2 separate regions of the Homo sapiens genome follow, and region 1 is linked to region 2. A link is a loop called in an ENCODE intact Hi-C map of the cell type or tissue named here. Cell type or tissue: transverse colon. All regions are shown on one strand. Each heading gives the region's core, and the rest is flanking DNA. Links, peaks and the distances in the headings are about the cores only. Region 1 has its middle 84 kb from the start of CTB-30L5.1. Region 2 overlaps CTB-30L5.1 (a long non-coding RNA gene).

Region 1 (4,404 bases), core at 298-4,297, 65 kb before region 2:
TGGACTAACATTTCTAAATCTAGACATCTGTTGGCCTTGATGAACTGATAGAGACAAAATATTGGCTATTCAGAGAAGGTTGAAAAAAATGGAATATAGGATAAATCGTGCTGTCATCCTGGAATGGTGCCAGTTATTTGGAGTAGAATTTAAAATTATAAATCTTCACTCACAATTCCTCAACTCACAGCCTCCCCCAACAATTATTGGACAATATGATTTCTAAGAAAATTGTAGACTCTAAAATTTAATGATTATATATTTAAATTTTTATGTAAGATGACCTTAGATAATACAAAATAATATGTATATCAAGGAAATGAGGGGGAGATATTGAGGAGGGAGTCACCAAGAAGAGCTGCTTTCAGGAATGGGTGGAGAGTAAGAGAGGGATAAAGTGAGTTGAAGAAGTATAGAAACTATATATACCTTAATATTTTAAAATAAAAAACAAAAAAGGAGAAGCCTAAAACTTTTAAAAGTTACTTTTGTTGGAGAGGCTATGCTTTTTTACCCCAACACAGCTCTAGTACTAAAAAATATAGTTCAAGACTTCCTACGCATTTCATTTATAGAAGTGTTTGGAAGGTTTTTGATAAGATAAACAGTTTAATGGAAAGTCTCAGACTCTGGAGAGCTGAGATATAAAATAATAATAATAAATGATACTAATATTAGCTACTATTGTTTTCTGAGCACTTGCTAAGTACCAGGCATTATGCTAAGACATATATAACCTCAATTAGTCTTTACAACAATCATAGGTAGAAGTTATTATCATCCTCTTTTATAGATGAGACTCTAGAGACCTAAGACATAAAAATAAGAATAAAAATGGATACTAATATTAGCTACTGTTTACTGAGCATTTACTAAGTACCAGACACTATGTTAAGACATATATAACCTCAATGAGTCTTTACAACAATCCTACATAGAGGTTATTATTCTCTTTGATACATGAGGAGTCTGAGGCTTTGAGAGGTTTAGGAAACTGTCCAAAGTCTCACAGCTGGTAAATGCTGATGCATGGTTTGCTTTATTGCCATGCAGTGTATGCTTTTTTTCTAGTCATGAATTGTAATATAAATGTATCTTTTTCGAAAAACCCATGACTTTCTCCATCACAGACTGCTTGGGTTTGAGTCTTTGCTCAGGCACTTCCTGGCTTTCACCTGGAACAAGCAATTCAAACTCTCCTTATCTGTAACATGAAGAGATATTAATATCTACTTCCTCAGATTGTTGGGGTGATTAAATTACCTAAGGTATTTAAAGTACCTTACCTTGACCCTAGCATGACAAGGGTTAGTCCTTACCTGTGTTGATGACACTAGTTTCCTGTGTGGGCAGGAAATCTTTACTTTTGATTTTTATTTATTGTTTTAAAAATTTTAATTAACAAAGACTGTATATATTAAAGGTATACATAATGATTTATGTACACATTGTGTAATGATTGTTACAGTCAAATTAATGAACACATCCATCACTACCCATGCTGTACATTAGATTCCCAGAATTTGTACATGGTATAACTGAAAGTTTATACTCTTTGATCAACAAATCCCCATTTTCCCCATCCCTCAGCCCCTGACAACTACCCTTCTACTCTGTTTCTATGAACTTGACGTTTTTTAGATTCCACATACAAGTGAAATCATGTAGTATGTGTCATTCTGTCCCTGACTTATTTCACATAACATGAGTCCACCAGGTTCATCCACATTGTCACAAATGACAGTATTTCCTTCTTTTTAAAGGCGAATAGTATTCTATCATATATACATATGCCAAAATTTCTTTATACATTTATCCACTAATGTACATTTAGATTGTTTCCATATCTTGGCTGTTGTGAAAAATGTTGCAATAAACAAGGGGGTAGAGCTATCTCTTCAAGATACTGATTTCATTTTCCTGCATCTTTCTGAGCACCATTTTTTCCTAATAGATAAGATGGAGAAGTTGGACTATGTGATCTTACAAGGTCTTTTCAGCTTCTATGATCATTGTTCTCTGATTAAGTAACTGTAGTTGGGAATAACTCCTGGCAACATCTGGAATGAGGGATGAAGGAGAGCCAGCAAAGCCTCCCTGTCAGCTGACTCCCGCTTCGGGAGAGTGCATGAGAATTGGGCAATTGGACTCAAATTCATGGAGATTTCCCTTAGCTCCCAGGGAAAACTCTGATAAAGAAGACCTAATTATTTCTATTTAGTTTCATCTTCACACCGGTTTGGGAGCTGTTCTTTCCTTCTTAGAATGATAAAATCCAAAGGACTTCTTGCTTAATTTAGTATCTCTTTGTTTTTAACTCTTGAATTTCAAAAAAGCAGCTACTAATAATTCTGCATTTATTATAGCCAACTCTGCAAGAATTTATATCATGTAAGTAGACTGATTTGTTATGTTTGAATGTTTGTTCTGAATATGTGGCGGTATACTGTTTCCATGGTTTGCTTTATTGCCACGTAGTTCATGCTTTTTTTTTTCCAGCTATGAACAATACATTTGGCAATGCTGGTATTCTGTCACTATGACAATTTAATGTTGAACAAAATACATGGGAAGAAAAGGGAACCCATCCAATGTGGTGAGAGTTGACCCACCAGCTTCACAGCCCAAAACATATTATAGCAAGTTGTGCTGACATATTTTGACAATTCAGAACAATTATTCATCCAGTAGCCATCACGTTTTTTGAAGAAGGCTTTTATAACACTACCCTTAATCAACAATATCAGAATTTATAAACTCCCCTAGAGCCCTGGAATAGTTTGAAAGGGAGCTGGAGGGAAAAGTTGAAAGACACACTGAACTAAAGATCATAGGTGGGATGGCTGACATTAAGGATACACTTTGATTCCCCGATTCTTCATTAAAACCTAAACAACAAAATCCTTCCAAATATCAGAGTTAACAAAATTTAGTTTTCTTCAATATGAATGTCACTTGCCAGAATGCATGTTTGACTGTCCCCAAGTGGCTGTTTACCTGAGGTTTTCTGTCTCCCATCCTTTGATAGTAATTTTCTTTGGAGATTAAGATGCGAGTATTTCCCTGATGTTCTTACAGTAATTACACTACCAAGAGTTTGGGGCGATTCAAGATAAAACAGAGGCTGACAGTTTGTAGGGCTGTCTTCCACGCCCATCCTCACACCTCACACTCTTCTGGTCACCATGCTTCCCTATCCCAAGCCCAGTGTCCCGACTCTGGCCTACCCACTTGCCAATGACATACTTGGATCCAAAACCATCCCTCCTCCCACTCACTGAAACATGACTCTGATTTTCCAAGAATTGGAGGCTTATAAGGGTCTCCTTGGATATTGCTTCCAGCTCCACTGATTTATGCATCTGTTTAATAGACCTATTTTGAGTGTTCATTTTATGAGGCCTCATCCATATGCTTAAATACTCTCTGAAACTTACATATCAATCACTCAGTTACCATTTATCCCTTATCAAGTGCTCATCCAACTTGAACACCTCCAAGGCTGAGGAGATCTGAAAGGGGGTGTAGGGGCAGGGGCTCCTTCAGGCAGCCCGTTACAACTTCAGAAGGCTTTGTGAGGAAGTATTTATTTATACTGAGGCAAAATGTATCTTCCTGAAGTTTCTGCCCATTAGTCCCATTTCTTCCTTTTTCACAGGGTACTCCTTCAAAGATTTGGCAATGGCTATCGGGTCTCCTTCATCGTCTCTCTACCAAGTGACTCATCCCTAATTCCCCCCACCATTTTTCATATAAAACTTTAATTTTTTTAACCTTAATCTGAACATAAGATTACCCCTCTTAAAATGCAGTGCCAGAGAAGCCAGAAACAATCCCTCAGATACAGCCAAGTTGTTCATACAACAGAAGAGCTGAATTATTTCCTTCCTCATTCTCCAACCAGACATTTGCTCATCTCTCCCATAACACCATTCGTGCCACCTCAGTGAGATGTGGCCCATCTCATGTCACCTGCTTTTTCTCTGTTTTCCACTACTCTGAACTCACTTGCTCCAACTTGCCAAGCTCATACTCACTTAGCAATAAAGATCAAAGATTCAAACCACCAGCTTCACCATGATTTGTCTAGATGACCTTGGCCAATTCAACTCAGCCTGTCACTCCAAGTCCCAGTTTCTTCAATCTACAGAATAGGGATTGTAATAACCATCTCCTAGAGCTGTTGAAGGGATTGAACGAGTTATGATATTTAATGTCCTTTACAAAATGCCTCGCACATAGGAGTGCCCCAATATTTCCTTAATATGGTACCCTGTTATTTTTTTAATCATTGCTATCTGTAGACATATCTTTGTGAATCCCCTTCGTTATTACACTTCTAACTCTTGTCCAGTCTTTTGGGGAAGTTGTTTCAGTTGTTGTTGTTTGTTTGAACATTCTTTT
Region 2 (4,404 bases), core at 179-4,178:
TTGGCGAACTCACCTCAGTGAGGCTGCTATTACAGGAATACTAGGAGAAAGGATAGGTACAATTAGTAAAATAAGAATTTATAACTGGTATGTCTGCATTTGTATATCACACAGAGATTTCAGAATATTAAATGGAAGATGTCAAGGAATTCATAGTTCAACAAAAAAGAAGGTTCAACTTCTAAAGTACTCTGCACAGAAAGACATAAATGAATTGTTTCAAAATTGCATTTGTCAGCCAACTGTTTGGAATTTGAATTTTTTTTTCATAAAAACGTTATAAACTATGATTTGCTTCCCGGGCAAAATTAGACTAAGGTTAAAACAAAACAGGAAAATACAAACACATCAAAACTTGGTATTTCTCCTTAATGCCATTTTAATGGAGAAGAAAAGCTCAGAAGGCTTAACCAATCACTCTGTTTAGTTTTAACTGAGAGCTGAAAACATATATTGGATTTTCAAAAATGTTTTAGACTTTAAGGGAATTAGCTTATTGTATTCTGTCCATGCTCACGTTCTTCTTTGTTCTTCATGCTATATTCATATAGTATTATTGCCAATAATCTTAGGGGAGGGACATCAGCCACATTCATAGCCAATGGAGGACAGCAATCTAAAACAGAAGATTAAGAAAGCCAGGTGCAGTGGCTCACACCGGTAATCCCAGCACTTTGGAAGGCTGAAGCAGGAGGATTGCTTGAGCCCAGAAGTTCGAGACCAGCCTGGGCAACATGGTGAGACCCCATCTCTACAAAAATTTAAACAATTACCCAGGTGTGGTGGTATATGCCTGTAGTCCCAGCTACTTAGGAGGCTGAGGTGGGAGGGTCACTTGAGCCTAGGAGGTCAAGGCTGCAGTGAGCCATGATTGCACCACTGCCCTCCAGCCTGGGTAACAAAGTGAGACCCCGTCACAAAAAAAAAAAAAAAAAGCCGGGCGGGGGGGTGCCGGGCGCAGTGGCTCGCATCTGTAATCCCAGCACTTTGGGAGGCCCAGGCAGGTGGATCACTTGAAGTCAGGAATTTGAGACCAGCCTGGCTAACATGGTGAAACCCCATCTCTATTAAAAAAAACACAAAGAATTAGCCAGGCGTAGCAGCGCATGGCTGTAATCCCAGCTACCCGGGACGCTGAGACAGGAGAATCGCTTGAACCTGGGAGGCAGAGGTTGCAGTGAGCCGAGATCGTGCCATTGCACTCTAGCATGGGCAATAAGAGCAAAATACCATCTCAAAAAATAAAAAAGAAAAAGTAAGAAAGTTTGAGAGACACTGAAGTAACTTTGCAGGAAATTAAAGAGAAACAAGAAGGAGAAAAAAGAGTAAGAGTGAGGGAATTGCTTGCAATAGAGAAGTTACTTGAGGTGCAGTTAATGGAACTGAGAAATGAGAAAGGTGTGTGGAATTACCCTAGGAGGAAGGTGTGTTAAAAGTGCACAGAAATCAAAATCCAAATGCCTTCAGACAGGTCCATGAAAGAAGCAGGCTGGGTTAGAAAGAATAGGAAATAGGGGGGACTGTGGCAAACTAGAGAGTTTCAAGAAATACATATTTATTTTTTCGTGAAACATCGGTGTGAGCCAAAGCCAAAACCTCTGTAAGCCGAGTTTTGTCTGCTGGCCACCATTCAGAACTTTCAGCAAAGAGATGAAAAGCAGACCTGGAATCAGACTCCCTGGGTTCACATTCCTGCGTCACCACTCAGGATTCCATGACCTCAATTTCCTCATCTGGGCCAGCATGGTGGCTCATGCCTGTAATCCCAGCACTTTGGGAGGCTGAGGCAGGCAATTACATGAGAGCAAGAGTTCAAGACCAGCCTGGGCAACATGGCGAAACCCCATCTGTACTAAAAATACAAAAACTAGCTGAGTGTTGCAGTGCATGCCTGTAGTCCCAGCTACTTGGGGGGCTGAGGCACGAGAATTGCTTGAGCCTGTGAGGCGGAGGTTATAGTGAGCCAAGATCATGCCACTGCACTCCAGCCTGGGTGACAGAGCAAGAGACTCTGTCTCAAAAAAATTTTTAAAAAAATCCTCACCTATATAATGATAGTTTCTACTTTGCATGATTGTGGTGAAGATTAAGTAAGATAATGTGGGTAAGGTACTTAGTGTAGAGTCCAGCAGGCCTCTCTGTAAGTGCTTAATGAGCATGCACTAGAATGTAGTTTCACACCTGTAATCCCAGCACTTTGGGGAGGCCGAGGCAGGCAGATCTCTTGGGCCCAGGAATTTGAGGCCAGCCTGGGCAACACAGCAAGACACTGTCTCTATAGGGAAGGGGTGGGGAAGAGTGGATGGGTGTGGTGGTGTACACCTGTAGTCCAAGCTACTCAGGAGGCTGAGGCAGGAGGATGGCTTGAGCCCAGGAGGTTGAGACTGCAGTGAGTCATGATCACACCACTGCACTCCTGCCTGGGTGACAGAGTTAAGATGCTGCCTCAAAACTTTTAATTAAAAAGCCTAATTCTATCCTTTAATATCTTCCTGAAAAGCTTTGTCCATAAGAGAAAAATTGTATTACTAATTATTTGAACCTCCATGCTACTGGCTTTAACTTCAGTCTCCAGAATCAAAAGACAGCAGCTCCAAGCCGACCCCCACTATAGGCAGTATATTTAGCTATGACCCTTTATTTAGAAAGGTGAGATTTTCTGGCTCATCTAAAGGCAGACTGCATTTTAAAAATTGTTATCATATAAACACTGAGAAATCTAACTACAAGAGAAATTTGGTGAGGGTGACAACAGGATACCCAATCAGCATTTCCACCTCAGGAGATGTAGAATGGTCACAGGCTGCATTTGTATGAGAGTCTGGGTGGTCTCTGGAAGAGATGGCTCAAAGGATTTGGAGAGGTCTATTGTGCCAGCCAAGGACTCTTTAATGGGAAAATGACAAAGGGTATCACCAACCATGGGGAGAGCTCATCTTGAGGCTACGTTCATCCTGGGTCACCAAGTGCTTGCTAATAAGAATTCCTGATTTTTGCACCTTGATTTTGTATCCTGAAGCTTTGCTGAAGTTGTTTATCAGATCTAGGAGCTGTAGAAAGCAATTTGGAGATTTCTCAAAGAACTTAAAACAGAACTACAATTTGACACAGCAAACTCATTACTAGGTATATATCCAAAGGAATATAAATCATTCTACCATAGAGACACATGTATGCATATGTTCATCACAGAACTATTTACAATAGCAAAGACACACAATCAACCTAAATGCCTATCAGTGGAGGACTGGATAAAGAAAATGTGGTACATAAACACCATGGAATGCTACATAGCCATAAAAAGAATGAGACGATGTCCTTTGCAGCAACATGGATTGAGTTGGTGGCCATTATCGTAAGTGGATTAACATAGGAACGGAAAACCAAATACTGCATGTTCTCACTTATAAGTTGGAGCTAAACATTGCATACACATGGATGCAAAGAAGGGAACAGTAGACACTGGTCTACTTGAAGATGGAGGGTGGGAGGAGGGAGAGGATCAAAACACTACCTATCGGGTATTATGCTTATTACCTGGGTGATGAAATAATCTGTACACAAAACTCTCATGACATGCAATTTACCCATATAACTAACCTGCATATGGACCCCCCAAACCTAAAATAAAAACTGGAAAGAAGAAAAGGAATTACTTTGAGGAGTGGTATTGTTTGGTCTTTCAAATGCTATCCATCCACAGAGGAGCTTTACATCCTTTTTCCTTTTTATCACATTTCTTGAGAAAAAGGTGAATATGAAAGACCTAAAGGTCTTGGAGAAAAAAAATAAAACTTGAAAGCTCGGGTTTGCTGTAAGGCACTTGGAAGACAAGCCCATCCTGGTGGAAGCCTCGTAAACAACCCTGAAAAGAGAGAACTCTGCTATCTGGGAATGAACAGCCACAGGAGCTGCCAGAGTAGCCCAGACAGAGGCACCGCATGGTGCCTTTGCTCTTGTGAAAGTAAAATAAATCTTGGGCCCCCCAAATTAGTATGACCTATGACCTGGAAGCCACCTCCCTGCTTTGAGTTGTCCTGCCTTTGCTTCAAGTTGTCCCAACTTTCCAGACCGAACCAATGTTCATCTTACATATGTTGATTGATGTCTGATTTCTTCCTAAAATGTACAAAACCAAACTGTGCTCTGACCACAATGGGCACATGTCATCAGGACCTCCTGAGGCTGTGTCATGGGCCCGTGTCCTCAACCTTGGCAAAATAAACTTTCTAAATTAACTGAGACCCATCTCAGATATTCAGAGTTTACAGTCTCAGTAGCAACTAGGAGCACAATGTGGCCTAGTGTGAGAGAGCCCCTGGGGGGCCATGGGGACTGTTAGGAAAGTGAGCATAGTGGCGGGTACTGGGAATGTCATCCCTGATTCTGCCACCAGAGACAACC

Evidence for each region. Peaks named below come from ENCODE experiments on the same cell type or tissue, not always from the same donor. Only the 100,000 strongest peaks of a DNase experiment are listed, where the experiment ranks them.
Region 1: it touches region 2 in a loop (5-fold over the local background); 1 of 110 quality-filtered maps calls a loop at or near these places.

What each region holds. Positions count from the first base shown.
Region 1 is chr7:106,512,997-106,517,400 of GRCh38, forward strand. No RefSeq gene overlaps it. Among named protein-coding and RNA genes, the nearest start is that of CTB-30L5.1, 84 kb to the right of the region's middle. In transverse colon, for the core only: no CTCF peak of the experiment used is centred there; no DNase peak of the experiment used is centred there.
Region 2 is chr7:106,578,201-106,582,604 of GRCh38, forward strand. The region is part of intron 2 of CTB-30L5.1 (a long non-coding RNA gene); the gene reads right to left. Among named protein-coding and RNA genes, the nearest start is that of CTB-30L5.1, 18 kb to the right of the region's middle. In transverse colon, for the core only: no CTCF peak of the experiment used is centred there; a DNase peak (open chromatin) is centred at 1,728.